Linked DNA regions of Homo sapiens: all the other regions are linked to region 1. The links are chromatin loops, found by intact Hi-C in ENCODE. Cell type or tissue: B cell. All regions are shown on one strand. Each heading gives the region's core, and the rest is flanking DNA. Links, peaks and the distances in the headings are about the cores only. Region 1 overlaps EML5 (EMAP like 5). Region 2 holds the start of LOC124903356 (a long non-coding RNA gene). Region 3 overlaps TTC8 (tetratricopeptide repeat domain 8). Region 4 holds the start of EML5 (EMAP like 5). Region 5 has its middle 48 kb from the start of TRA-AGC15-1.

What was found. Peaks named below come from ENCODE experiments on the same cell type or tissue, not always from the same donor. Only the 100,000 strongest peaks of a DNase experiment are listed, where the experiment ranks them.
Region 2: it touches region 1 in a loop (4-fold over the local background); 31 of 110 quality-filtered maps call a loop at or near these places.
Region 3: a loop joins it to region 1, with 36 times the contacts of the local background. A loop is called at or near these places in 68 of 110 quality-filtered maps.
Region 4: it touches region 1 in a loop (21-fold over the local background); 19 of 110 quality-filtered maps call a loop at or near these places.
Region 5: it touches region 1 in a loop (23-fold over the local background); 2 of 110 quality-filtered maps call a loop at or near these places.

Annotation. Positions count from the first base shown.
Region 1 is chr14:88,664,769-88,671,168 of GRCh38, reverse strand. EML5 (EMAP like 5) reads left to right here. Exons shown (of 44, transcript NM_183387.3): 22 at 5,680-5,832. Among named protein-coding and RNA genes, the nearest start is that of ZC3H14, 100 kb to the right of the region's middle. RefSeq lists an enhancer at 2,595-2,774. In B cell, for the core only: a CTCF peak has its summit at 3,517 (motif pointing left); DNase peaks (open chromatin) are centred at 2,538 and 3,508; H3K4me3 peaks cover 925 bases; H3K27ac peaks cover 916 bases.
Region 2 is chr14:89,012,002-89,018,401 of GRCh38, reverse strand. LOC124903356 (a long non-coding RNA gene) reads right to left here and starts at 5,007. Exons shown (of 2, transcript XR_007064297.1): 1 at 4,843-5,007. In B cell, for the core only: no CTCF peak of the experiment used is centred there; no DNase peak of the experiment used is centred there.
Region 3 is chr14:88,866,540-88,871,539 of GRCh38, reverse strand. It overlaps TTC8 (tetratricopeptide repeat domain 8), which reads right to left. Exons shown (of 15, transcript NM_144596.4): 11 at 1,342-1,481. Among named protein-coding and RNA genes, the nearest start is that of TTC8, 44 kb to the right of the region's middle. In B cell, for the core only: a CTCF peak has its summit at 2,743 (motif pointing right); a DNase peak (open chromatin) is centred at 2,759.
Region 4 is chr14:88,789,858-88,796,257 of GRCh38, reverse strand. EML5 (EMAP like 5) reads left to right here and starts at 3,305. Exons shown (of 44, transcript NM_183387.3): 1 at 3,305-3,951. The coding sequence starts at 3,755. RefSeq lists silencers at 3,165-3,524, 3,715-3,794. In B cell, for the core only: a CTCF peak has its summit at 3,458; a DNase peak (open chromatin) is centred at 3,437; H3K4me3 peaks cover 1,997 bases; H3K27ac peaks cover 1,762 bases; H3K27me3 peaks cover 330 bases.
Region 5 is chr14:88,928,260-88,934,659 of GRCh38, reverse strand. No RefSeq gene overlaps it. Among named protein-coding and RNA genes, the nearest start is that of TRA-AGC15-1, 48 kb to the left of the region's middle. In B cell, for the core only: no CTCF peak of the experiment used is centred there; no DNase peak of the experiment used is centred there.

The sequences.
Region 1 (6,400 bases), core at 573-5,572:
CTGACTTTATCTCTGACTGCCCTTAACATTTTTTTCCTTCATTTTGACCTTGGAGAATCTGATGATTATGTATCATGGGGTTGATCTTCTCATGGAGTATCTTACTGGGGTTCTCTGGATTGCCTGAATTTGAATTTTGGCCTGTCTTGTTAGGTTGGGGAAGTTCTCCTGGATGATATCCTGAAGTACGTTTTACAACTTTGTTCTGTTCAGGTACCCCAGTCAGTCATAGGTTCAGTCTTTCTACATAATCCCATAGTTCTCAGAGGTTTTGCTCATTCCTTTTCATCCTTTTTTTTTTTCTCTAATCTTGTAGTGTATCTTATTTCAGCAAGATAGTCTTCAAGCTCTGAAATTCTTCCCTGTGCTTGGTCTATTCAGTTATTGATACTTGTGGTTGCATTGTAACATTCTTGGTTGTGTTTTTCAGCTCCTTCAGGTCATTTGTGTTCTTCTCTAAACTGGTTATTCTGGTTAACAGCTCCTGTAATGTTTTATCATGGCTCTTAGCTTCTTTGCATTGGGTTAGAACTTGTTCCTTTAGCTCAGCAAAATTCATTATTACCCACCTTCTGAAGCCTACTTCTGTCAATTCATCCATCTCAGCCTTTGCCCAGTTCTGTGCCCTTGCTGGAGAGGTGTTGTGTTAATTTGGAGGAGAAGAGGCACTCTGGCTTTTTGAGTTTGCAGCATTTTTTTTCTTTGATTCTGTCTCATCTTTGTGAGTTTATCTAGCTTCAGTCTTTGAGGCTGCTGAACTTTGGATGGGGTTTTTGCAGGGACTTTTTTTGTTGATGCTTTTGTTGTTGGTGTTTGTTTTTCTTTTTTCTCCTTTTTTTTTTTTTTTTTGAGATGGAGTCCTGCTCTATCACCCAGGCTGGAGTGCAGTGGCATGATCTTGGCCCACTGCAACCTCCACTTCCTGGGTTCAAGCAATTCTCTGCCTCAGCCTCCCAAGTAGCTGGGATTACAGGCACCTGCTACCACACCCAGCTAATTTTTTTTGTTTTTTTTTTAGTAGAGATGGGGTTTCACCATCTTGGTCAGGCTGGTCTTGAACCCCTGACCACATGATCCACCTGCCTCGGCCTCCCAAAAGTGCTGGGATTACAGGCATGAGCCACTATGCCTGGCCTGTTTTTCTTTTAACAGTCAGACCCCTCTTCCTCTTCCAGCTGAGGTTTGCTGGAGGTCCACTCCAGACCTTCTTTGCCTGGGTCCCTCCCACACCTCGAGGTATCACCAGTGGAGGCTGCAAAACAGTAAAGGTAGCTGCCTGCTCCTTTCCCTGGGATCTCTGTCCCAGAGGGTCACTGAACTGATACCAGTGGAAACGCCCCTGTATAAGGTGTCTAGCAACCCCTGTTGGGGTGGTCTCACCCAGTCAGGAGGTACAGGATCCAGGACCCACTTAATGAAGCACTCTGACTACCCCTTGGCAGAGGGGGTGCATTACACTGGGGGAAATCCCACTTGTCCTGACTGCCCAGATTCCTCAGAGCTGGTAGAGGGAAAGACTAAGTCTGCTGATCCATGGAGACCACGGATGCCCCTCCCCTCTAGGAGCTCAGTCCCTGGGAGATCAGAGTTCTGTCCACAAACCTCTGGCTGGAGTTGCTGAAATTCCTGCAGGGAGGCCCCGCACAGTGAGGGGTTATGGTCAGGGTCCGACCTAAAGAGGCAGTCTGGCCACCATCTGCCACAGCCTCTGTGCTGCACTGTGGTGAATTCCTCCTGGGTCTAAACTGTCTATTTTCCCAGGCACCATCAGAGGAGAAATGGCAGACTGGAGCTGCAGTGATGTCTGCTGCCCCTCGCCCAGGGAGCTCAGTCATCTGAGGCAGCAGACAGCCAAAGTGATGACAGCCGTCCCTTCCCCCAGGAACTTGGTAGTCTTCGGCAGTCTGTAGCTAAGTGGCCACTGAGAATCTGTGCAGCTCTATGCTTGGGACTCAAGGAACTGGTGGCATGGGCTCACGGAGGGGATCTCCTGATCCACCAGTTGCACAGATCCATGGAAAAAGTGTGGTTTCCCGGGCAGGATAGCACAATCACTCACTGCCTCTCTTGGCTGGGAGTAGGAGCTCCCCTTGTCCTGTGCAGCTCCCAGGTGGGCTGTCACTCCACCCTGCTTTTCCTCACTCTCCATGGGTCATGCCAACCACCTTGTCAGTCCCAATGAGAGAACCTGGATACCTCAGTTGCTGGTGCAGGATTCACTTGCCGTTTTCGGTCTTCTTGGTGGGAGCCTCTGACCACAGCTGTTTCTAGTTGGCTTTCTTGGCCCCTCCCCTTCCAAATGTGGCTTTTTTGCTCTGGGTTTCTGCTCCCCTTTTAATTTTGATAACTAGAAAATGTTTCTAATTTTTCAATGATCTCAGCTATGAATTTTAAAGGATACTTACTATATTAATCTTCCCTTAAACTCAACTTTCTACCTGCTTTATGCCTGCACCCAACCAGCAGAATAAGCATTGAGTAAAACAGGGAACTGTGATAATTGACCTCACTACTATTCTGTTTCTCTTCCCTCTTTTGTAGCAGAACTCCTCAAAATAGTTGAGGCGCCCTTCTCTGTGTGTTCACATGACAGTAGCTCCATAACCCACTCCAATTAGGCTTTTTTCCCTACTTGTCCATTTAACCTGCTGCCAATCTGTTGATCACTTCCTGGTTCTCAGTGTATTCACCTCACAGCAGTTTGTGACACAATTTATCATTCCCTTTTTTTTTTCTGAAATACTTTATTCACTTGTCTCTGGAACCCGTGCGTGTCTGTTTCTTCTCTCTACTTCACTGACTCCCTTTTTCTGTTTCCTTTGCTAGTGCTATCTCTTCTTCCTGCACTCTGCATTTAGGACTGCTCCAGCGCTTCTCCCCGGACTTTTCTTTTCATATGTACACTCACACTTTAGATTCAGTCGGTCACTGTCCAGTCAGAAGATGAGACTACAAGGCTTATTTGAACAGTGGGAATTTAATAAAAAGAATTGCTAACTAGCAAAAAGTGATTACCTACTGAAAAAGCCTTAGAGGTAGCCACCATAGAAAGCAGCAACCCTAGTACTAAGGGAGAGTGAACAAGTTAAAGGTGATTCAGACCTGTTTGGAAATGGTGTGGCTGCCACCAGAACATTCAGTGAGCTTGTGGCGAAAAAGCTTGCCAGAGGGTGCAGCCCTCAGTGGAACAGTGAGAGTAGTCACTTGGTGAAGGAGAAGCTTGCCAGAGGCAGCAGGCCAGAGCTGAATGGTCAGAACCACTGCTTGAAGAGCTTAACCTAGGGCAAAATCATTGAACTGTGAGGACTCCTGCCAGAGAATCTTCCTGAAGTCCGCAAATTGCAGCTAAATTGTTAGAGCCATTACAGTGATGGTGGAGAAACTTGCTGAAAGAGGCAGTTGGGGCTGCCACTCTGGTGAATGCCATCAGGCCCCCTTCATGCCAGTGCCCGGGCTCTGTTAGTAAAACAGCACACTGGAGGAAGGGAGTCACTTCTGTTTTGGCCTTGTAGTGTCTCTCCAGCTCCCTCTACTGGCAAGCTAGCAAAAAAGTCTGTGAGGCCCAAAGTGGCAGATTTGGAACTGAGAGGCAATAAATTAATAACCAGCACAGTCTTCCCCTCTGGCTAGTCAGGATCCACATGAACCTTTATACACACATTTGAACTTCAGTACAATCACAGAACTAACCTTATGTTTCTACCCAAAGAGATGCAGCTACCCTTGGTACAAGTGAAGTAGTTCTCACCCCTAAAGAGAGAAGACCTACGCTATTCTCAAATTTAGTCACGGTCTTATATTCTTTTAACACAAGGAATATTCTTTTAACACAAAATTGTAAAGTTAACCTCCAACAAACTTGTATAAAATATGAAGGAGAAAAAGGAGAGAAAAGTCAAATAGTTAATATACACAAATAAAGATATACATATAACAAACATTATATGCAGCTCCTGAAAAGGATTCATATATTAAATTGTCTCCTTCATGTCTTCACTTGAACTTCTCATAGGCATCTTTAACTTAATTTGTACAGAACTAAGCACTGGTGGTTCCTCCTCTAGTTTATCCCATCTCAGTAAATGGCATCACCACTCAAGCAAAACCATGCCCTTGACGCCTTTCACCCCACATCCAGTTGGTCAAAGTTCTGCCAGCTCTATCTTTGAAATATATCCAAATCCTTCCTCTTATCACCTCCACTGCTGCCACCCAGCTCCAGGTCATCATCATCTCTTGACTCTCAAATCTGAGAAATCACATCTTAGATTTCTTCATTTCCAATGTATGCTTGATAATTAAATGACTACTTGTTCTCAACTTATGCTATAACTTTTCATTCTGTATATACCCTGTCCTTTCCTCATCAGATTTCATACAAGATACCAAAATCCTTAGGGCTTTTGAATATGTTTGCTGCAACCCTTGCTGTTAGGGTAAGCCCTTTTTTGTGTTTATCAATGCAGCACTAACCCTTATTTTTACGAATGTTAACATCATTAATGACATTAATGAACGATATTAATTTATCATTAATAATAAAAATATCATTTCATATATGGTTCTGAAACGTATATATACAGATGTATCTTCCTACCTTTAATAATGGCCTATTAGATTTTTAAAAATATTTTAGTTTCATAGGCCAGGTGCTGTGGCTCATGCCTGTAATCCCAGCACTTTGAGAGTCTGAGGCAGGTGGTTCACCTGAGGTCAGGAGTTCAGGACCAGCCTGACCAACATGGTGAAACCCCATCTCTACTAAAAATACAAAAGTAGCCAGGCCTGGTGGCACATGCCTGTAATCCCAGCTACTTGGGAGCCTGAGGCAGGAGAATCACTTGAACCCAGGAGGCGGAGGTTGCAGTGAGCTGAGATCATGCCATTGCACTCCACCCTGGGCAACAAGAGAGAAATTCCATCTCAAAAAAAATTACTTTTATAAAGATGACTTATTTCTTAAATTTCTGTTTTTTTGGAAAGAAGCTACAAAGGTAAAACCTACTCTGCAAAACTTCCACATATATCATTGGCTTTTTATGTTAATTAAAATCTCTCATTCTTTTTCATCAACTTAATTTCTTTTAAGGTAAATATCCATACTTGCTTTTGTTGTATTCAGAAGTGAGTTTCATTCCTGCTTAGAATTCCATACCATTGACTTCTATAGAAAACTTAATCTGTATCTCGACTCCTTTTTAATATTGATTTGAAGCCATAATAAAGAGGCAACCTTTTTAGCAAATATTTTTTTTTTTTTTGAGGCAAGGTCTCACTCTGTAACCCAGGCTGGAGTGCAGTGGTGCAATCATAGCTCACTGCACCCTCAACCTCCTGGGCTCAAACAGTCCTCCCGCCTCAGCTTCCTAAGTAAATGGGACTACAGGTGTGTGCCACCATGCCTGTCTATTTATTTACTTACTTACCTGTCTTCCCTTCCCTCTTCTCTCTTCCCCCTCGCCCCTTCTCCTTTGCCCCTTGCCCCTTCCCCTACTCTGCCTACTGGCAGAGATGGGGTCTTGCTATGTTGCCCGGGCTGGTCTTAACCTCCTGGCCGCGGGCAGTCCTCCTGCCTCAGCTCCCCAGAGTGCTTGGATTATAGGCATGAGCCACCACACCTGGCCCATACTTTAAATTAGAAAAAAGGGAAAATTGCCTAATATGCTCTTTCTCTTTCAGGTGGGAGGTGTTGCTGTTTTTCTCCTGATGGTAAAGCTTTAGCCGTAGGTCTCAACGATGGAAGCTTCTTAATGGCAAATGCGGATACTCTAGAGGATCTTGTGTCTTTTCATCACAGAAAAGATATGATTTCAGATATTCGATTTTCACCTGGTAAGATCCATTGAAATTGTATTTGAGTATTAACTTGGGTCTGGCAGTGTATAAATGTATCAATGTATAATTTTTATTAACTGTTATGTTATCTCAGAACTTAACTTTTTTACTAGAAGAGGCAGTGTAGCAAGAGGTAAAAGCCCTGTTGTTAGATTGGTGCAAATATCTGTCTTAGCGCCAATTCTGTTACTAAATTTTCTGTGTGACTTGAGCCAGGATGCTTCTCTGAGCTTTTGTTTCCTCATTTGTGATATAAAAGGGGTTGGATAACTGTTTTCGTTATATTCTTAATGCTTTTGAAATTGCACTCATTTTACTCCATTAATTTCCATGTATTCATTATCTACTACAAACCTACTGTAATGTAGCAATTACTAATGTTAAGGCAAAATTTACTTATGTTGGTTTAGTTCCATTTTTTTCTAAATTTAGAGGGAGTTTTGTTAAATACAAAGTATCAAAACTACATCATACATAGCTTTTGACATTTGCTTCCCACTGAACTAATTTGTTACACTAAAAAATTATTTTGTTAAGTATAATATACTTGAAAAATGTTATCATT
Region 2 (6,400 bases), core at 606-5,605, 350 kb before region 1:
ATGCCAAATGAAGGAAGCCAGACACAAAGGACCACATATCATATGATTTCATTTGTAGCAAATGTCCAGAAAAGGCCTGACTATAAAGACAGAAAGACTTGGGTTATACAATAACTAAACAGTAGAGGTTTTCTTTTGGGGAAGATGTTCTAAAATTGATTGTGGTAATGAATGTACAACTCTGTGAATATACTGAAAATCACTGAACTGTAAAATTTAAATTGGTGAATTGCATGGTGTGTGAATAAAGCTGCTAATAAAGAAATGCTAATACAGCTGTTAAAAATATCAGTGATCCTGCAAGAGTCTAAGAATAAAAGAAGCAATGGCAAATTAAATATACACCTTAATCATAAGACCCAGCATGGTTTCCGAAATGTTGCAAAATGTCATCTTAGAAATTAGGAAATTTGGTATGATACCCATTTTGTAAATGAAGAAATGAAGTCTCAGAGAGTTTAACAACTTGCCCAAGGTTACCCACTTAGTAAATGTCAAGGCCAGGACTCAGGTACGGGGCTGGCACTCCACTATAACAACTCCAGGAAAGGGAATTCTTCACTTCAAATGTAGTCTAAGGAAACTGAACAGCATTGATCTTTTTAAGGCTACGTGGAGAGTTTTGACATGGCACAATGGACCTGGGGGGCTTCTAAGAAAAGTTGTCCTCCTTTGCAGTCTGGACAGACACCTCTTCCTGCTTCGGTATTTGGTTCAGGATGAGTACAATGTATTGTGCAATGAGGCTGAAGCATCCCAGGCTTCTGCTCACATGGCCGGAGCCCAGCCAGCAAGTCCAGTCAGAGCGGGCATGAGAAGCTCTGAGCCCATCCACACACCTGGAGCAGAGTTTGTTTGCCTCATGTGGCTGTGCTCTACTTCCAATTCACTTACTTGGCTCCAATTCACAGCCAGCCTTGGTCACCTCATGATCCCCTTGCAATTGTCTTGTGTATTTATTTACCCTCTGGCTCTGGACATGCAGTGGTTTGAGCCAAGAACGTTGGTTTTGAGTTGGAGCAGTACTGTTGGTTCAGCATCAATAGTCAAGAGACCGTGGGTATCTCATAGCCTTTAACATTTTTTTTTTAATTTCAAGAGGTTCTTAATGTACTACAAGGCCAACTAAACCCTACACTGCCTTATCTATTAACTTTGTGTTTTATGAATTCTGTTTTATAGACTAGAATCTCAGGCACACAGACCTTGTGCCTTCCTCTATGTAACAAAGCAGCCACAAGTTCCGAAGCTCCTGTACTATTAACCCTACATTCCTCAGATCTAGGTCTTCTCCCTACCAACACAGTCTGAGCATGGGGTCAGGGCAATCCCCAGAGAGGGCATCCACTTGGGGAGTGTCTAAAGCTTCCAAAACACAATCTCCTATAGTCTCACTTTTAATTTTGATTTTCACCACAGTCCTGAGTTCATATCATTATTCCTATCTTGTGGATGAGGAAACTGAGGTTCAGAATGGTTTGGTGACTTGCTCAAGGTCACATGGCCAGAATTTGAACTCCAAAGTATTCAACTCTAGGCCGAGATTCTTTTCCTGCTACCCCTCTCCCAGTCTTGGTTTATGATCGGAGAAAATTATTAATATTTTCCCCCCACTGTAAATGTCCCCTGCAAATTCCCATTTGTAACCTGCAGAAATCAATCTGGCTTCAAAGGATACCTGTGGGAGCCTCCAAGGAGAAAGGTACTGTGATCTTGTGGGATTGTAGGAAAGACCTCAGTCTGTTCTTTGTTTGTGTTTTTTTTTTATTTATTTCAGATGGAGTCTCACTCTGTTGCCCAGACTGGAGTGCAGTACCACGATCTTGGCTTACTGCAAGCTCCACCTCCTGGGTTCATGCCATTCTCCTGCCTTAGCCTCCCAAGTAGCTGGGACTACAGGCGCCCGCCACTACGCCCAGCTGTTTTTTTTTGTATTTTTAGTAGAGACGGGGGTTTCACCATGTTAGCCAGGATGGTCTCGATCTTCTGACCTCGTGATCTACCTGCCTTGGCCTCCCAGAGTGCTGGGATTACAGGTGTGAGCCACTGCGCCCAGCCGGAAAGACCTCAGTCTTGGTGATGAGGGTTGAGGAGTTGGGGAGATAAGACCAGAAATTATGGGTGCCTTGGAAAGGCTAATAAAAGTCGCTTCTTGAAAACGAGCTCTTTCAAACCAATGTTTGCTCTCTTTTTTCATTAACTGCTTTTAAAAGTAATAAATACCCACTGTAAAAACTTAAAACCACTTGTATTCCATACCTCCATCTTCCTAGTCACCCTCCACAGAGGGAACAACTTGTCCTCTGTCTCCAGGAATATTGTAGGTCTATACAAATACACACACACACACACACACACACACACACACACACACACTCCTCTTGTTTACACACATGAGAATTACTCTGCATACTGTCTATGACCTTATTTTATTCCCTTATCTTAAAGGCTTCCACATTAACTTACACAGATCTATCTCATTCTCTTCTATAATTGCACAGCATTTTATGATATGGATGTTCCTTAATTTGTCCAACCAGCCCTCATAGCTGGGGCCATGCAGTTTGTTTAGAAAATTGGGCTGTTATAACAACCCTAGAAAAAAAATCCTTACACATCCATTTTCAAAAACATCTCCATGATGAATTCTTAGAAGCTGAATCGATGAATTCCTAGAAGAAACTGCTGAATGCAAGAGAAAATATATTTTACTCTTGATAGAGACTGCCAAGTTGTCCGGCATCAATTTGAACTCCTACCACCAGACTGAGAGTGACTGCTTCCCCTAATCAATAAGTGGGAAATAACTCTTCAACCCCTAACAGGAAGCATCATTCGCTGAATAGTGACCTCCAAAGATACCAGATCCTAAACTCTGGAACCTCTCAATGTTACATTACATAAACTAAGGGTTTTTGCAGATGTGAATAAATTGGGAATTTTGAGATGGGGAAATTATTTGAGTAGGCCCAATGTAATCACTAGTGTCCACATAAGAGGCAGACAGAGGGAGATGTGACTACTGACAGAAGAGGAAAAAGCCATGTGATGAGGGCAAAAGGAAGGAATCGGAGAGAGAAGATGTCACATTGCTGGCTTTGAAGGTGGTAAAAGGGGCCATGAGCCAAGGAATGCTGCTCAAGAAGTTGGAAAGATATAGAAAAAGATTCTCCCCTAGGACCTCCAGAGGGAGCACAGCTCTGCAAAACTCACACCTTGATCTTAGCCCAGTAGGAATGTTTTGGATTTCTGGCCTCTAGAGCTTTAAAAGGATACATTTCTGTTGTTTTAAGCCACCAAGTTTGTGATAATTTGTTATGGCAGCAATAGGTACAAACACAAAAGGATAGGTGGGAGGAAGACTGTTGTCTGCAGTCCCCACCCAAACTGCCTCAATCATCTAAAGCAATTCCCTTGAGGCCCCGGCCCTGTGTCCAACACCCAGCAAGATAAAAGCCTTTCTGCTTTTTGGACCCATACTCTTGGGAAAGTGGCTTAAGCTACCATGGATTGCAAGCAGTGTATTAAACTATTCCTGCAACACACACAGATCTCCTTGAGAAGATAACAACAAATAACACTTTCTTCATCCCGCTGTGTTTCTGGCAGTCTAGTACCTCTTATAGATTTTTGCCTTTGGGGCCCTCATGTGTATATAAATATGGATTTTTTTTAGCACTAGATTTGTGACTTCCTGCAGCAAAGCAATACAGACCCACTTCCCCCCAAGGAGGATGTGGACGAGAGGTACTAACTGTCTGTAAATTAGGGATAGTTCCTCTATTTAGTCTTTGGGAGCTGAATAATCTTGTTCAACTGGAGTTCTCTAGGTCTCTGGGGCAAGGAAGGTAATCACCGTTCGTGAGGATTTATGTGGACTGGCTGGGAAGAGGTGTGAGTTGGGAGGAATCAAATCTGAAATTTGATACGTGCATTCAAAGGTTTAAATGGGGTCGTGAGGGCTCCCAGAGGAAAGGAAAGGAAGTAAATTGCTGGGCAAATAAACTCCATCTCAAATAAAGCCCTTGGGGCAGATGAACTGTGGAAGGTGGCTGTATTTTGCAAACAGATGGGGGCTGCTTGATTACAGTACACCTTGGCTGTATTTATACATCAGGAATAAAAACACATAGGCATGCACAGAAACACACCTCGCTCCCAGTCTCCTGGTTTTGGTATTTCAATCCCTGCTCTGGGCCAAGCAGGTGAGCGTTCAGGGGAGTTAGCTCCCTAAACCACCTGTTAAAATAATCCTGGGCTCCTCCACATCCCCCTCTCTGGCAAGCAGATCGGGCCATGCAGCACGATGACAGTCTAATTATCCCAACCATCAGAAACGTCTTCTGTGTCTTTAATCTACCTTGACAATGCGGTGGTTTGTCATTTCTAGGTCTCTTAATTGGCTACATGATTGACACAATGTGGGGGGCTTTTTATTTTAAGAATTGAGGAAAGCCTATGCTTCAAAATTAGCTCAGTTACATGATGCCAGAGACCTAGTTTGCACCCCACATGGGCCAGAATCTGATTTTTGCAATCACTCTGATCCTAGGTAGCTAGCAAGAATGACGGAGCCAGAAAACCCAAGCCACTTTCTATGTATATTATTTACCTTTCCCCAAATATTTCCAGAACCCTGGGTTGACCTGACATTCCCTTTTGAAAATGTTGAGATAAAGACCTGTTGAGTTGCTTGGACAGATGTGCCTTGATACCCTGTTTTGTCTGGACTTTGTATTATTCATCAGAACTGTTGCAGCTGCAAGTGACAGAAATCTAATTAATTTCTTTTTCAGTTCATATAACTTAAAAGTCCAAGAGTTGAACTGCTTGCAGTCCTACCTGGATTTGAGTACTTTAACGGTGTGGACAGGGCTCTGTCATTTTCATTCCAACTCTCAGTCCTGCCTTCCTTCCAGGAAGTTCTTCTTTCCATGAGGTGGGAAAAAAAGTTCTGGCAGCGTCAGGCTCCATGACCCTAATAATCCACCATCCTGGAGAAAGAACATAACCTCCTTCTCAGGGTTCCTATTAGCCTAGCATCCATGGAAGGCTCTGATTGGTCCTGCTTTGGTCCTGCGGTCTTCTCAATCATTGGAGGTCGGAGAATGGAGTTTTGTGATTGGCCAGGTCCCATTCATGTGACCAGGAGGCTGAAGAAGGCGCTGTGATTGGCAGTCCCACCAGCACCACGTGAAATAGGGGAAGTGCATTTCCCCAAGGACAGAGGGCGCCAGCCGACCAAGGAAACAGACATCCTCCACACACAAGAAAATTGAAAATATTTCAGATCAATTCCCCACCTCCCCCTGAACTTTACAGAAAAGTTGTAGGAACCTGATCAGCTACTAAAAGATGGGTTTTGAAGCCCTTGAGAAAAAAAAGTGATAATAGAAAAAAAAAATCGAACTTTCAGATAGCCAGCCCATACGGGCGGGTTTCTGAAGGCAATCTAGACTTCTGAGACCTGCAGAGTCAGCCGGAAACCTGTGGTATAATGAATGTGTCCTAGGGCATCCCATGTGGCAGGGATGGTGACGGGCTTGAAAAAAGGAGTATTTTGCCAAATTTGGAAAAAAAAAAATCCTCCTTCTCTCCACATTTGCGTAAATAAGTGTGTTTTGCTCTCATTTGCTTTTCTGAGGATTCCCTGAGTTGATTCGAGGATGGTTTGTTGTGATTTAATCTATGTGGCTGCAACAGTTAATGTGTAAGCTCATTACTATATTTGTTCTCTCTTCTCCCACTGGGCAAATTTAGTTTGCCTTAATCTAACCACTTAGTGTAGTATGTGTACAGGTTAATCTTTACCACACATTCCTTTCATCCTGGTATTCTACGGCTTTTTACCTGCAGGATAAAGTATCACCTCCTCAACGTCTCAGTCTCTGCAATCTGTTCCCACTCTGTCCTTCCCGTGTTATCTCCCATAGCAGCTTTTTATTTCAGGCAGTCTTGTCTTCACAGAATGATTTCTTCACCTCTGAACCTCAGGTCATTCGATCTACAGAAATGCCGGCATATTGGAGGAGGAAGGGAAACGGCTTTGGGTATCGGCTCTACTGTGTACTAGTAACCTTGGGTAATTAGGATTAGGCTGTCAGCTAAGATTAGGATCTGTTCCATAAAAGAGGAGAACCAACAAGATAGGAGGTTGTTTCTCATTCACACAAAAGAAGTCTAGAGGTGAGCAATCCAAGGCTGATAGATAGGGTGTGTTTCCATGGGATTATCAGGGACCCAAGCTCTTAATTTTCCTTCTGTCTTTCTCGGCATGTGATCTTCACCCTCAAGGTCAACTCACGACCCCAAATAACTGCTAGTCGTCATATTTGAGTTCTAGGCCAGCTGCAGGAGAAAATAAAAGAGGACTAAAGAATAAGTATCATTCAGTTGATTC
Region 3 (5,000 bases), core at 1-5,000, 200 kb before region 1:
AAAGAACACACAAATTTTGGTGTCAGACCAACTTTGTAAGTTTTAAGACATATATATATATATTTTACACAGTTAAAAATGAATTCATCTTGTGATTTTTGATACTCCTTAAGAATATAAATACGTGTTATAGTAAATGAAAAAATGTTTAAAGCAAATACAAACACCTCTCTTTCATAATGGTACTAGTCATGGGGAATGTGTCTAGAGACAAAGACAAACAACTGATCTAAGTTTTCTCCCCAAATGCTTTGTTAGAGAACCAAAATAAGAAATAGTCACAAAAAGTAACGCCCACACACTTCAGCTTTATAAAGCTTTGCTGCCCATAGGGTAAATTCCTAAAACCTAATCTAATTTGAGGACTGCGTTTAGCATTAACCTCTACGTTTTCAGCTGACTGGATCCCGTTTTTGGCTCGCTGTACTTTGTGCTTCAGCTGTGTCTACTGAACTCCAATGAGCTTCCACTGAGGAAGACAAGACCATCAGCGGATCCTTACATTATCCACTTAGCTCTCACACTGCAGCTCAAGAGCCCCATTTGCTTCTATGCATAATTAATCCCATGGGACAAAGGACAAGCGAGTTCATATGAGCAAATGAAAATCCAGCCCAGCTGCCGTGAGAAACCCATGACCCACTTTGGGGGTTGGGGAGTAGAGTCAGCTGCAGGTGCACAGAATAGTGTTCTTATTATTACATTTTATGCCTCCAACACATATTTGGAAAGAACCCTTGTCAGCTGCCAGTCATCTCTTTCTATATTACCCAAGGGCTAAGGAGGAAATCATAATTTAAAAATTAATTTCAGAAGTCATATGTAGGATGAAATAAGTACTTAAAAGAGAATCAGTGAATATAATTTATTTAGACTGAAAAAATATTGGGACAAGAACCAACAATGCTGCACAAAACAGGTGATTCTGTTTCAGGTCCTCATCAAGGTTCAGAACATGAGGCCAAATGCTCTTTGCAAATCTTTTCACCTTTCAATTTCAGTGTCTTTATGTTTAATGGTATTAACGGAGGCAATGATGATGATAAGTTTTAAGTAACTATTCAACTTATTGGTTGATGACAAAATGGCTAACACATACAATGACAATGAGGTTTAAAACTCAGTCAGTTGTCCAGTGTGTTTCTGCAAGATGCCAGACATCTGCATGTTTCCAAATTATTGGATGTCACTTCAATGCTCATTATATATCTCAGTGTTGACATTTGAGTTTCATAAAGACATGGCCTATACCTTATTTCTCTATACTTTCATTCCATCTTTCTTATTATTTTATCAATATTTCACAGGAAAGTGGTTCTAAGAATTGGATGTGAAGTGCACCTGTAAAACCGGAGAGCTATTTCTGGCTGATCAGAATAGAAGTGGTTGCTTCCAATGCATGCGATGGCTTCCACATGAGTATTGTCTTGTTTCAAAACTTCTTTGTAATATTCTGCTGCTGATGACATATTGTTCATTTCCTATTCTCCATCAAGAGAGAAGAGCAATATTTTATTAATATTGGACAAAAAATTATTTTTTTCTGACTGATTTAAGTCCATTCATTCAATAAGTATTTATTGAGAGGCTACCATGTGCCAGACTCCATTCTAGACCCTGGGGATACAATATGAACAAAAAGAGAAAGTCACTGTCCTCAGGGAGGTGACATCTGGTATGAAAGGCAAACAAATATGTAATATAAGAGAAGGTTAAGTGCTGTGAAGAGAAACAGAGAAGGAGAGAGAGAGCAGGGAGAGTGTGCTTCAGAAGGGGTGGCGGAAGGGGCCACTTTGGAGGAGGTGCTATTTGAAAAGACCTGAGTGAAGTGAAGGATCAAGCCCTGAGCATATCTGGGGGAAGCTCACTCTGGGCAGAGGGAAGAGCAAATGTATGAGCCTGAGAGGGGAACGTGCTTGTCACATATGAAGAACCACACGAAGGTAAATGAGGCTGGGAAGAGGGAAAGTGGCACAAAAGGAGATGAGAGGCAGCCAGGGCCTTTGTAAGCCACGGTGAGAACTTCAGATTTTTTTTTTTCTAGTTGAGAGAAATCCATTAGGAGAGGAATAACAATCATATTTGCATTTTGAAAGAATAACTTGACTGCTGCATGCTAGACATACCAAAATAGGAAAGAGTGGTAGCAGGAAGATCAAAAGTCCAGGAAAGAAAAGACAGCAACCAAGACCAAGCTTAGAAATACATACAAAATGAAAAACTAAATAAACCTTCTACAGTTATTATATATTCTTTCTAAAATACTGATAATCATAAATGTATGCATCTAATGTTATCAATGAATGTTATATTTCTCAAGTCCACCTTCAAGGCCCTGTTCAGGCTCCACATCCTTCATGAAGATTTCCCTAATGCCTTCACTTCACATAGCTGTCTTCTACCTCTCAACTTACATGGTGTTTATTATGTGAACTTGTTCTCATTAGAGAAGGACTCATACTTTTCATTAAATTTTAATCATATCAAATATAAGAGACTCTACTGATTGTTAAGAAGCACCATGCAGTGCTTTTTTTAAACAGAATTTTTATTTGATCCTCACTGATATTTAGACATACTCATACACAGATTGCATCACAGATCACTCTTTTGCATACTTTGTGGTAAGAACATTTAAAATCCACTTTTAATATTTCTTAAAAGTGCTCCACTATTGTCTCCAAGATTTTCTTCCAACCTATGGACAGTCATTCTGCTATGCTGATACCTGTGTTTTCTTGATTTTCTTGATCTTACCAGCAGGTGTCAACAAAAGCTTTCAGGCTACAACCAGTAATAATTACCAGGTTCACCATGCTCCCAAGAGTAATTACCCAAGTTTCCATATAAACAGACTATGACAACTACATGGCAACTGCCACTTGGCCATAAAAAGATGCTATCCATTTTAAGATGTATCTCAAGTTCAGAGATGTTAAAATGTGAAAAAAAATGTGTTTTTAGAGTCCATGAAATATGGTAAATTCCTTTAAAGCAAGATCATATGTGCCATTTCTTAGCACAAAATTTAGTGTTCTAGAAACTGAAAAATTAATAAACAAGAATTAAACAACTCTAAAAAATGTTCTTAGCTTCCCATGTTTCCATTAGAACAGAGGTTCTCAAACGTTTTGGTCTAAGATTCCTTTTAAACTGTTAAAAATTGCTGAGAAGAAGTTTTGTTTATGTAAGTTATATAGATTAATATTAGAAATTGCAACTGAGCTATCTTTAAACATTTACTTATTAATTCATTCTAAATAACACAAAATAAACCTATTACATGTTCACATACATAACATTTTTATGAAAAATAATAAGCTCTTCTGAGTGGAGAAAGTCTGTAGGTTGGTACAACTATGTTTGTGACAGGGTAGATTAGTCTGTTTAACCCAGAGCGAGAAGGTTGTTAAGTCCTTTTGAGCATAGGTCTAAAGCCAAAAGCTCCACTTCTGCTTTTATCTGTAATCAAGCTAATGGTCTGACCTCTATTTGTCGAAATCTTGTATCTCTCTCTCAGTTGGTTCTCAACATGGAGAACAGGGATGTAACTTATCAGTCCCATAAAACCCTAACAAAACATTCACCAGTTGACCCAAATCTATGTTTTATATATATTTCTTCATGTGCTTTATATTTGAAATTCTTTTTCAAAGCCAACAGCATCCCACAGTGCTAGGCTTCAGTGTTACAGCTTCCAAAGGTGGCAACGCCCAATGCAAAGAAGGCTCAAGCCTCAATAAGCCAGTTGGTTCAAGACTTTGGGTTCTATAAAATTACTTTTGAATACTTGTATACTTAATTAATGGACACAGAAATTAATTTATGTAATCTCGAGGAATTTTAGACTGAAACACCTATTGTACTGACAACCTCGTATGTAGGTTTTCAATTAAGTTTTATAAACTTATAAAATATGTGCTTATACTAAATAAATGTAAACCTTACAAAACGGTACAAAATTAAAAGTAAATGCCCCATCCCCAAATTGTAGTAGGCAGAGGCTCTGTTAATAGCTTCTTGAGTATTGTTCAGGAAATTTTGTTCATACATAAGCATACATATGGGTGTGCATATTTTAACCATAAACAGAATCATTCTATACATTCTAATATACAGTTTATTTTTTCACTCTCAGTGTCTTGACTCTTTCCATATCAAAACCAAAAGCTTTACTTCATATTTTTAAATAATACTTCTGCATAGTGTTCCATCAATACAGAGACCATAATTTATTAAACCAGTCCCTTTTTGTTCAAGCATATGTTTCCTTTTTTTAACCAAAAAACATGCTATAAAAACATCTTTGTACAGATCTTTGTGCACTTGTATGAAAATATCCTTAAGGAAAATTCCTAGAAGTAATATGGCCAGGTCAAAGAGCATGCACATTTTAAAATATCATCAATAATTGCAAACAACTTCCAAATGTTCATACATGGAGCTTGTTTCTCTACACCCTTGGCAACCCTAGATAACATAGAACTTCTTCATCTTTGCTGATCTGATTGAGTGAAAAATGGCTTATCACTGTTGTTTTAGTTTTTTATATCTTTAATTATGACAGAGGTTAGGCATTTAACACATCAGATATTATTTATATTTCTCTTTCAGTGAACTGCCAATTCATATTTTTTGTCTGTTCTTCTATCCTATCCTATCTTTTGTCCCTCCACGATTGTGTGTATGGGAGTCTTGGGTGGAACACTGCCCTCCTGGACACAGGAGAGCTGGAGGCTGAGGTGTGGCTCAAGAATCCCTGGGCACTGACTGTGTTCTATTCCAGATGAAAAGAGCCCGTGTTGATGTTGACCATAGTTCAACAACACAGGAAGGCTCAGTGTTTATAAACATTCTCTTCAGAGGAAAAGTATAGATGGTTAATTAAGTTCTTCCAAATAGGTGTCACCAAGCCCTAAGTACAAAAGGGGGGCGGTATAGTCAATGCAGCTGGAACTTGGTTGTTGTCTCATCTCTGTGGTGATTTTACTTTCACAGAG
Region 4 (6,400 bases), core at 529-5,528, 130 kb before region 1:
ATATATATATAATATATATAATATATATAACATATAATATATATATAATATATATAATATATATAACATATAATATATATATAATATATATATACTTTTTTTTTTTTTGAGACAGAGTTTCACTCTTTGTTTCCCAGGCTGGAGTGCGGTGGTGCGATCTCAGCTCACTGCAACCTCCACTTCCCGGATTCAAGCGATTCTCCTGTCTCAGCCTCCCGAGTAGCTGGGATTACAGGCGCCCGCCACCATGCCTGGCAAATTTTTGTGTTTTTACTAGACATGGAGTTTCACCATGTTGGCCAGGCTGGTCTCAAACTCCTGACCACCCACCTTGGCCTCCCAAAGTGCCGGGATTAGAGGTGAGAGCCACCATGCTAGCTAGAAGTAATTGCATGAATTTTTTTTTTTTTTTTCTGAGATGGTGGCCTGCACCACCACACCCGGCTACTTTTTTTTGTATTTTTAGTAGAGATGGGGTTTTGCCATATTGGCCAGGCTGGGGAATTTTGGTTTTTATGTTTTCTACATTTTGCCTTAGATTTCTTTATAAACCTAAGGGTACCTAATCAGTAGCCAGCACATGATTTATTTGCCTGAATTTTAGAAATATTTCAAATATCTCAAATTCCATACTAGGAACTCAAGTTTCAGGAACTAGATTACCAAAGGGGGTGATATGGTTTGGCTGTATCCCACCCAAATATCACCTTGAATTGTAATAATCCCCACATGTCAAGGGTGGTGCCAGGTGGGGATAATTGAATCGTGGGGGTGGTTTCCCCCATACTGTTCTAGTGGTAGTGAATAAGTCTCATGAGATCTGATGGTTTTATAAATGGAGCTCCCCTGCGCAAATTCTTCTTGTCTGCTGCCATGTGCGACTTTGCTCCTCTTTGCCTTCCACCATGATTGTGAGGCCTCCTTAGCAATGCGGAACTGTGAGTCAATTAAACCTCTTTTCTTTATAAATTACCCAGTCTCAGGTATGTCTTTATTAGCAGCATGAGAACGGACGAATACAGGGGGTATTGCAGCCTTCGTCTGGAATGCTTAACAAATGTCCATTTGTTGATGTGTATAATTTTTTGTTTCTTTCTCCCACATCCTTATTTGCATTACTTTCACAGGATACAGATGATGGAATATCACCTAGCAATAGAAGCTTCATTAAGCTTTCTGATGTGACATTGGTAATACTGGATTATATAAAGTTGTGAGGGTAAGAACTGATCAGGTTTGTTTTTTTCTTCCTCTAGTATTCATGAATGGTTCATTTTCTAGCCACCTTTGTGCCTCGGCTGTCTCTTTTGGTCTTGAGTCGCCAGTTGAGGATGGTTTAATTAAGAATGTTTTTGCTTCGCACTCTACACTTGGGTCATTAAAATCGTAATGGAAAATATGATAATGGGAAAATAAATTACTTAAATCTCTTATTAATCTGAGTACTTAAGTGTGTATCATGGGATCCATAAGATATTGTGCTGAAAAATCCGAAACATAGAAAAAACTATATTCTTCCATCTCGTCTCATAAAATTTACATGTAACCAGTAATTAATATATCACAAATGTATAGCAACAAATATTTAATGTTTTCTAAGTTCACTGCTTGAATTTAAATAATCAACAATTTTTCTTTTTCTCACCAGGGGATTTCAAGGAACTCACTAGTGAATTAGAACATATTCTTATTAAAAAACAGAAAACGCCCTCCTGGTGACAAAGAGAAACTGTGTGTGCTTTTGCCCAGGGTACCCTACATGGGCCTTAGAGCCACTTCTCAGGCCTGATTTCTTTGTTTATTTGCAGCAGCTGCCAGAAAGCTATTCCTCTTTTTCAGATTCTGCCCAGAATGGAAACTCTTTCAGAGTTTACTTTTCATGACATCTATGTAAATTCCTTTCAGATGGCCTTTATTTCCTGCATGTAAACTGCTTGCAGATTAGAAGTCATAATCAAAGACGAAACGGTAATCCTGTCTCAAGTTAGTAACTGGCATCTTTGAGGAAGTAGACATTGGATAACATCTATTCCAATATATCTGTACCACACAGGAGTCAACCCCTTTTGGAGTCATATTTCTTGAAACGATGGTAGTTTATTTTAGCTTTTGTCAGATTTCTGTCTTGGTATTTCCTATGGAAATCAAACAGTAATTTTTAGACAATAAGGGTTCATATTGGTATATCCTGAATTAGTATTTTTTTGTTGTAAATCTTGTGGCCATCCTGAACTTAACACTTTTTAAATTGTGGATTTCCAATTATTTTTAGAGGTATTGATAAATCTTGTTCATATTCCTGTGAGAAGAGGACACAACTGAGTAGGAGGGGAAATGACATAGTCAGGAATTGATTGTTCCCAATACTTTTATTACAGGAGTTTTCTACAGGATCACAATTGAATTTATTTAATTAAGAGTAACTGTTGGTGATGTCCCAGTCATTTTTAAAAAAATCGAAGTACAATTTTTTTTTTTTTTGCTATTCGGAAATCAGATCTCACATGTCAGTTTACCATCTAAAGTCTACCTTCAGCTTTGCGGTCACTTAAGAAAACATACACTTAGGACCAGGAGCAGTGGATTGGGCCTGTAATCCCAGCGCTTTGGGAGGCCTGAGGCAGAAGAACTGCTGAAGGTCAGGAGGTGGAGACCAGCCTGGGCAACACAGCAAGACCCCCGCCTCTACAAAATAAACTTAAAAACAAAGCAAAACATTTGCCGGGCATAGTGGTACGCAACTGTACTCCTTACTACTCCGGAGACTGAGGCGGGAGGATCGCTGGAGCCCAGGAGTTGGAGGCTACAGTGAGCTGAGACTGCGCCACTCCACTCCAGCCTGGGCGACAGAGCGAGGCTCTGTTTCTAAAAATAATAATTTAAAAGCACATTTAGGAAGCTCGGCATCATTCCAATGTCTGGGTCCGAAAGCACTATAAGGCAGCAAGACACACAAGGTATCAAGCGTAAAAAAGAGAATTTAGCATCCCGGTGTGGATTTTCCCAGGCAAAAACGTGGCCTACGCTGGGTGCAGGGACCGTGCGGAACCGGCAGGTGCTTCCCGGTTGAGGACGCAAAGCAGCGGGAGCCCGGGGTCGCCGAGGGTCCGCCTGGGCTTAAGCAGCTCAACGAGGGAGGGCTCACCGGCCCGCGCACTTGCAGAGACGCGGTCCCAGCGACTCCGCAACTAGACCGTGGCCCCGCGAACTCCAGCCTCTTCTCGGCTCCGGGAGGGGCGGAGTGAGCGCGGGAGGGGGCGGGGCCACGCAAGGCCGCGCGCCCGCCGCTCGGCTCGGCTCGGCTCGGCTCGCTCGGTTTCGGGGTGCGCGGCGCGGGTCCGCCAGGCTGTGGCTACAAAGCCGCGGCGGGGCGCGAGCGCCGCAGGTGACCGGGGCTGGGAGCTGCGTGCGCGGGCGGCGGCTGAGGAGCTGGAGGCGGGCCCTCGCTCTCGGCCCAGGCGCTACGGGCTGAGGAGACTAGGCGAGCCGAGGCGGGCGAAGGGCTCTGGGCATCCACTTGACAGCCGGCGGCGCTCGCGGCCCTCAGCATGTTCCGCGAGGCGAGGGTTTTCCTCCCGCCTGTGGGCTGAGGCGGCGGCGGCCCCCGAAACGAGATGCACCTGACGGGCGCGGCTTAGAGGACGCGGCTGGCGGGAAGTCCCGGCAGCCAGCGGGAGGGCTTTCGTTGCCGGGCCGCCGCCGCCTCCCGTCGCCGCCGCGGGCCCGAGCGGGAGCGGCGGGTGGGCGCCCCGACATGGCGGCCCGGAGCGCCCCGAGCTGCCACCTGCGGCTCGAGTGGGTGTACGGCTACCGGGGCCACCAGTGCCGCAACAACCTCTACTACACTGCGGCCAAGGAGATCGTATACTTCGTGGCGGGGGTCGGCGTGGTGTACAGCCCGCGGGAGCACAGGCAGAAGTTCTACCGGGGCCACAGCGACGACATCATCAGGTACCGGGGAGCGGGGGCCGCCGCCGTCACCCTGCAAGCCGCTCCCGGAGTTTGCACCCGCGGGTTCCTCTGGACGCCGTGACCGCTCCTGCACGGAGCATCACCCCGAGGGGAATCCGCAGCTGTCTCTCTGGTCCCGAGTCCACCAGTTAACACCCTACAAATGCCTTTCCCCTCTTCCTCGTCTAGGGACTCTCTCTCGGGTCCGTGCAGGAAGATCAGGTCCGCGGATCCACCGGGCACCCGGTTTGACGGCTTTGTCCCCTTTCCCACTCCATCACAATTACGAAAACTGCGAAAAGGTTATTTTGGTGGCACTTTATTCCGTTAGATCCTGTGAGAAATTTCTTATTAAACGCATTCTTAAAGCACCCGGGGTGGGGGGAAACCCTTTACCTAATAAAGGACTGATGGAAGCACAGCAAGCGGTGGGCTGCTCCCGGGGAGCGCGCCCAGGGTGGCGTCCTGAAGGGCTCTCACCTCCTGGCCGTAATTATTAGTTCAGGTTTCACCGCCTGCTATAATCAGCAGAAACCCCAGGCAACCTCCAGGCAATTCACTGGATGTTAAAATGTGCACACCTGAAGGCAATTTAAGGTAGGTCTTATCTGAAGAGGCTGCTGAAAACTTCACTGATTTCCAGTTCTCTTCATCTTCATTAAAATACTCCTAAATAAGCTACTTTTGTATTTTCTTAAAATTAAATCGCTATTGGGGGGCTATTTTTAGTCTTCCTTGGACAATAACTCAAAGTTGGTCCCAGAGCTTGTTGACATTTCTTTAGTGAGCGGTATATTTGAAATGTAATTTTCAATCAGTGTCTTAGTACAACTTTTATGGTAAAGTCAAGAGCTTCAGAAATCATTCTAGGCCACTGATTATTGCCTCAAGCACAGCATTTTTTGTCCTTTACAGAGGAAAATATATTAAAAGCAATTGAGAATGTGTTTGTGTGGTGCTCTTGGGGTTTTATCAAAGATTCTACGATTTGGGTTTGGTTACAAAATGTTATTCCCTCATGTATGTTGCACAGGATTTAAATTGGGCATTTCAAATACGGTACCTTGGTTTGAAGTCTTGTAGGCAAGAAGCCCTGGTATGTAAATTCCACAAATAAAGTTGTTCTTCTGTTTTGCGTCTCTGTACATCTATAATATGTAAGAGGGAAAGGATGCCTAGGACAAACAGAGGTAGGGCAAGATGGAGTAAAGATAAGAAAAGACAAAATTGAGATTGCAGAGTAAGGAATGAGGTGGTGCTCTGTATTCAGTTGGTTTTTTTTGTTTGTTTTTGTTTTTTGGACACCAGAGTGCTTTTTCAGATTGTATTTAATGTATTACTTTGAAAAGGTAACTGATAAGTCATTTCATTTTTCTCAAGCTGGGACTCTGTATCGTGGTGATTAGGGTTACAGACCTATTATAATAGCCCAAATTGCTGATGGAAAAACAAAACTAAAGTAAACCCGTAGTAATTATTTATCTTCTTAGTTATCCCAAGAGTAGAGTTTACCCCAGTGTCTTGTCTTTTTCCCTAATCCTTTCAAGTCTCCCTTCTTTTCCATATGCTAGGTCTCCCAAAGTACCAGGCATAGTAGCTTTACCTAGCTGGAGCAGCCTTAACTGAAGCCCTGCTCCAGATAATTTAGTCTGTTAGGTTGAATTCAGCTGGTGGAGTAAATGTGAAGGATTTTGAGGTCTTCTCGTGGTACACTTGTATTGTTTTTACTCCTTGGGGGTTATGAGAGCAGTATAGCACTAAGGTCTTCTGAAACTAGATATGATTTATTTGGTGAGGTAAATTACATCTTGTTCTTCTAGCAGTAATTAGAAGCTGTGTTATATGTCACACCGCTTAAATTTCATAATTGTGTTTCAGTAAACTGTAAGGAAGGTAATGCTTTGACTTTCTTTTGGTATAGTTGCACAACTTATACAAAACAACAAACATACTCGAATTTCTCATCGTTGAATATACATGCTTATGATTTTATCCAAATGACACATCTTTAATGTATAACAATGAAAATAAGTTTCCTGAAAAGTTTCAATGAGGGAGTAAAATCTGAATCATACAGCATCTTGAAATTGGTGGCACAAATTTAATATGATACTGAGAATATAATTTAGGAATCAGTGAAAGGGCTCTGGACATTTTATTTCAAATAGTAATGACAGATCATTCATGTTTGTGAAATATATTGAGCTAATATTAAAACCTCAATATTTTTTCAGTTCAGTGTTTGACTTGTGAGTATAGAAACAACTCTAGTAATTTTTAAATTATGCCACAGCAGAAGATGTAATATTCACAAATGTGATGCATAGTGAAAACCAATGTTGCTGTAACCTTAGCTTTAGTAATAAAAAGTCAGTGCTGTTTTCATCATCTGTTTTGTTTCCACCTTTGCCTGAAACTTATGTAAAACTTATTGGTCAAATATTACTTA
Region 5 (6,400 bases), core at 736-5,735, 260 kb before region 1:
GCAGGAAAAACTCGTCATTTTTATAGAATCTCATTTGAATCTCATCCTGGCATGCCAAACAACTAAGGAAAATTGAGAGATTAAATTTTCTGGGAAGCCAACTGGAACTTTCTTACTTGCAATTCTATATCCAGCTGAAACTGCTCACTGAAAAATCATAGAGGGCTGGGAACGTGCAGCCATCTTCAAACACTGTACTTCCATCACAGAGAAGGCTCCTGTAGAGTTGATGCTCAGGAATGCAATATTATCATGCAAAGGAATGCAGTACAAATTCTTCTTTTATGCTTTTCTTGGAGCTAAAGGGATAGGTTTTAAACATTGAACAAATGTAAGAGAGCCAGAATATTGCTTGTCATACTCGAAAGCTATAGGGATAGACAATAAAGGCAATCTCTTTCATTTGAGAAGCAGCAAGCGGTGGGGTGGTCAGAAGAAAACAACAGGGACTTTAGAGTTGGACAGGTCTGGGCTCAAATCCTGGCACCACCACTCACTGGCTGAATAACATTTGGAAAGTTATTAAACTCTTGAAGCATATTTTTCTTTCTGTAAAATGGGGATAAAATTCTGACTTTTCAGAACAGTGGTGAATATTAAACTAAAAAGTGCACATAACATGTTGGGCACATGATAGGTGCTCAATAAAGGAAAGAGAGCCAAATAACATGTTACCTTCTACATAATGCTTTCATTATGTAATTGTATATACTGAATAATAATAAGGCATGTTGGAAACAGAAAATTTAAATCTCCCTGTGAATATCTCTGGACCAGGCCTGCAACATGGCCCTCAAGACCACCCCCAACCTGCCTGTGCGTGGCCGGACACCAGCCCGGGAGGCATTCCCAGCCATCTCCAGATCTCCAAAGACCTCTAAAGGAAATAATGGACATCCGAGAGCTATCACTGGTATTTCAAGAAAAGACTAACAAAGAGTTTTTCGTCTCTAAGCCTGCATAGATTATCAAAAACATCAAGTGCTGTTGCTTTTGCCTGGAATTGAGACAGTCCAGGGTGTTATCTCCCATTGAGGAGAATCTCAGATTCTTTGCTATACACCACTTTGATGATTAGAATGGGCAAAATGAATTATGTACTTTATTCAGATGAAATCTTTCTTATGGAACCCAGAATTCAGCTGGGGCCTCCCTGCTCTTCTGAGATGGAGGGGACCTGGCTCAAATCTCTCAATTTCATGGCTTGAGAAAGTCCAAAGCCTTCACCGAGGCATGTACAGATCTCATGGGTTTGGTTGCCATGGTGACCTTCCTCTCTGGCTCCCACAGACATGTATGAAGGCTCATGTTTCACCACTTCAGTCCAAGACTTTGTCACCATTGACACACATACACATTCCACTCACACCATGCATTTTCAGGGTCACAAAAATGGGGGTCACAGGCAAGGACCCCTCCTCCCACTGACTTCACACTAAGACCTCCTTTCCCTGCTGTCTCTCTCTTCCCTCCTTTCCTTTCTCCTTTCTTGCCTGTCTCAGCAAGGCAGTCTTGCTGTCATCTTTCCAGCTAGAGCATCATGCTCCCTTTTCCCCAAAAATATGGCTCTCTTCCTCTGATGCATTGCAATGGATAAAAATTTTTTGCCACTTCATTAAACTTGATATAAATTTCTTTGAGGAAAATCATCAAGAGCTCTTTACTGACAGAAGCAGAGTTACCATGAATCCAGGGCAGTGGTTCTGAGTGTGGTCCCTAGACCAGGAGCATGAGAATCACCTGGAACTGCTAGAAATGCAAATCCCTAGCCCTGTCCCTGCCAACAACTTACAGAAGCAGACACTCTGAGGGTGGGATCCAGCAATCTATGTGTTAAGAAGCCTTCCAGGTAACTCTGATATGGAATAAAGTTTGAGAAGCACTGGCCAAGAAAGAGGACCTCAGCTGGAACTAGATGAGCCTGTCAAACCCCAATGCCCATAGAGACTAGGCAATAATACGATGGGCATTGGACAGAAAAGAATATTATGGGGACTTGAGGGGACTGGGGCTGATTTTTGCCACGTGGAAAGGAAGGTCCAAGATGGTCAGGTTTTCTACATTTTCAAGAAAAAACAGAAATGTGAATTTTTGTGTGCATTCTCCAGATGTTTAAATGTCAGCAACCAATTTGTCTGGTCCTCCTGGGTAAAATCAAGGGCTTAGAGAAGCTGCCGACACTATCACCCTCTTTCAGCTGAGAATTACAGTATTCCAAGCCATGCTTCTAGGTCTGCTGCTCCTGGTTCAATTTTTTTGAGATGGAGTCTTGCTCTGTCACCCAGGCCGGAGTGCAGTGACACCATCTCGGCTCACTGCAAGCTCCGCCTCCCAAGTTCAAGCAATTCTCCTGCCTCAGCCTCCCGAGTAGCTGAGACTACAGGCGTGCACTACCATGCCTGGCTAATTTTTTTTTTTTTTTTTTTTTTTTGTATTTTTAGTAGAGACAGGGTTTCACTGTGTTAGCCAGGATGGTCTCGATCTCCTGTCCTCGTGATCTGCCCGCCTTGGCCTCCCAAAGTGCTAGGATTACAGTTGTGAGCCACCGTGACTGGCCTCCCAGTTCAATTTTTAAAGCACAGTTAGGAACAGTGGAAAAAAATGAAATGGAGACTCTCATTTAAAGTGGATTTTGTGCCAGACATGAAAATGGGTTTTTAAATTAATACAGGGCCGTGGAGTGGGAAGCCTATAAAACAGTAGTGAAATGGCAGTTGGACTTAATGTGAGATATTGTTTCTGAGCAGGCTTTTTATTTCCATCTGTATTTTCTCAGAAAGTCACCAGGGAATCCGTTTTGTTTCCCGCATTACATTTAAAGCTGGGCCTATAGAATATATGCAGTGCTCTCTCATTGCCAGGGCAACCATTATCTTCTCCTAATTCCTTTTCTTTCCTAAAAATAAAGTGCCCTTTCTCAAAGTATCTATTTTGGCTTTTTATTTATATCTCTCTTTCTGCAGCAGCCCCGTCTCCCTTTGACCTGAGTGTGACTTTTGTTTGGCTTGAGAAGAGATGTCGATAACACACATTCTGGACCCGACTGCCAGCCATCTCTGAGTGTTCCATTAGAACACTAATGAGAGCCACAGACACGGGGGGCTGGGAAACAACCCCAGCAATTTCACAGAAGGGGGTCATGGTCCCATTCCTATGGCACAGATGGCATTTGGAACAATGTTTCCCCAGCTCATTATTTCATCGGCTGCTTCCAAAGAACTGTATTTCCACGGCAGAAATGACCATTTCAAGAGATGAAGAGATGGGCGGAGGGCCCAGTGCCCAGCTGCTCTCATGAGGGATGAAGCCTTAGACCGCCCCACTCCTTTGATCTGTAACTAGACAATGCCCCTTCCCTGGTTCCTTGGCATTGTTGGAAACTTTCCTTTGCCTGTAGAGAAGTCTTGATGGTCCACTTCAGAGGCATTAAAAAAGCTGGAAGGAAAGGAAATGTGGAACACCGGCCTAAGTTCTGCAGCCTTTGAACATCAAAGACCAGGCCTTGATCAATACATCCACTAAAAGTGATTGCTTGGGACTTCTGAACCAAAAGGAACACGCTCTATAGACCATATCCTTTTGGAGACAATTTGCCATGCTGAGATCCTACAAAGATGGATCTTGTCATGAGATAAGATGAGAAAATCAATCTGCCCAAGATTAACTAAGGCAAATAGTTATGATCCCAGTGCTCTATGAGTCTACGTCCAAGCTAGGCTGCCCTGATGCATCCCACACAGATGAGCAGAAGACATTCATAGAGTCACAAAGACATGTCTGGTTCTCAGCGGAGTGTGTGCTTGGAGTTCTCTCTGGATTTACCTGAGCCATCCACATTCCTCCCTCTCCATCCTTACTGTGGCCAGCCTGCTCCTTGACAATCTGAGCTTCTCCATTACATCTGTGATAATGAAAAAGACATGCTCTTCCCTACCAAATCAACGCAGGAGTGGGAAGCATGACTTTGGCTCATACCAGCTTGTGTTTGGGGCACAGTGTATCTAACGGGAGTCTTAAAATTTGCCCACTACACATACTATGGGGCTAGGTGAAGTCATTATTTTCTTTCTCTCCCTCTTGCAATTTCAAGTCTTCTCCACAATTCTTTCCTACTGTAATGTTGTTCACTTGGATAGTGGCCCTTTGGCACAGCTAATGTGGAGCCCGAGCTCTGTGGTGTTTTACGGAAGGAATGTCACTTGCTGTGACCTCGACTGTGTGCTGCGGCTGGGGGTCAGGCTGGACTTGATGGGTCAGCAAGTTGGGACTGAAAACAGATAATTAAGAATTGGTCCTTGGTACCAGGCTGAGTCAAGAAGCCCAGGGCAGCTCTTGGAGTCCAGAGCCCCATCTTCAGATGGACAAGTTGCTCACAGAAAAGGGTGAGCTGGGGGGTAGAAACACTGCCCAGTTCTGCCACAAGGAGGAGAAAGTCCAAGGATGAGATTGCGCTGCTGGAGGATGGGCAACCAGCAAAGAAGAAGGAAGGCACCCGCTCTGACCATTTCCCTGTGGGCCTCATGGTCTGAGCCCTAAAGGCTCAATCACATACCGATTAGACTAGTCTGAGCTTTCACAACACTTTCTTTGAGGTTTTTTTCATCATAGGCTTAGTAATTTTGACATTATTATCTAATCTTAAAAGCACTTGTTGACCAAAAGAGTAGAAAGCAGGGTCTTGAAGAGACATTTGCACACCCATGTTCATAGCATCATTATTCACAGTAGCCAAAAGGTAAAGGAACCCAAGTGACCATTGACAGATGAATGAATAAACAAAATGTGGTATATCCATACAGTGGAATATTATTCAGCCTTAAAAAGAAAGACAATTCTGGTATACACTACAATATGGATGAACCTGGGGGATAATATACTAAGTGAAATAAACCAGTCACAAAAATACAAATACTGTACTTTATAATTCCACTTCTATAAGGTACCTAGAATAGTTGAAATCATAAAGACAGAAAGTAGAAGGATGATTGCCAGGGACTTAGGGAAGGGGAGAATGGGTGAGTTCTTGTTTAATGCATATAGAGTTTCAGTTCTGCAAGATGAAAAGAATTCTGGAGGTTGGTTGTATAACAGTGTAAATGTACTCAACACTACTAAACTCCACACTTAAAAATGGTTAAGTGCCGGGTGTGGTGGCTCACGCCTGTAATCCCAGCACTTTGGGAGGCCAAGGAGGGCAAATCACAAGGTCAGGAGTTTGAGACCAGCCTGGCCAATATCGTGAAACCCCGTCTCTACTAAAAATACAAAAGTTACCCAGTTGTGGTGGTGGGCACTTGCAGTCCCAGCTACTCAGGAGGCTGAGGCAGGAGAATCACTTGAACTCAGGAGGCAGAGGTTGCAGTGAGCCAAGATTGTGCCACTGCACTCCAGCCTGGGTGACAGAGCAAGCTCTGTCTCAAAAAAAAAAAAAGTTTAATATGGTAAATTTTATGTTATATATATTTTACTACAATATTGAAAACAAACAAATAAGCACCTGCTGAATGAGTCCCCTTTGTTTTTCCTGCTATTCTACTGAGATTCATTGAAGACATGGGTCCTCATCCCAGGACTGTCACTCACAAATTGCGTGACCCTGGGCAATTCACAAAAGCTTTCTGCACATAACTTTCTTCATGGATAATTGGGAATAATAATAGTGACTTTGGAGGATAGGTTGGGAAAAGATTTATGAATTAAAATGGATAATATATAAGGGCTATTGGAGATTACAAATCCATTATATCCCTAAGGACACCGACACCGAGGTCTTGCATCTATCAAGGACTCAATGAATGGATGGATCCAGAAATGTGCCTTAGCCAGCAAGTGACTGACAGAACAGTAAAGTCAGTGAAATTGGCCTTCAGGCCCACCACCAACTTGGGTATCTTCCTGCCCTCCTGAGTCCTCCATGCTTGCATTCTTCCCTTCCCAGAAAGCTGGATGATATGGTTTGGCCGTGTCCCCACCCAAATCTCATCTTGAATTGTAGCTCCCATAATCCCTGCATGTCATGGGAGGGACCCATTGAAAGGTCATTGAATTATGGTGGCAAGTCTTCCCTGTGCTGTTCTCATGATAGTGAATAATTCTCACAAGATCCGATGGTTTATAAAGGGCAGCTCCCTTGCACACAAGCTCTCTTGTCTGCCACCATGTAAGACGTCCCTTTGCTCTTCCTTTGTCTTCCACCATGATTGTGAGGCCTCCCCAGCCATGTGGAACTGTTACTGTGAGTCTTTTAAACCTCTTTTTCTTTATAAATTATGCAGTCTCAGGTATGTCTTTTTTTAGCAGCATGAGAACAGACTAATACACTGGGTGAAGTCTTACACTCAGACATTGGTTCACAGACATCTTGCGAAGGTGTCCACACTTTTATAAGAAATGTTGGGAA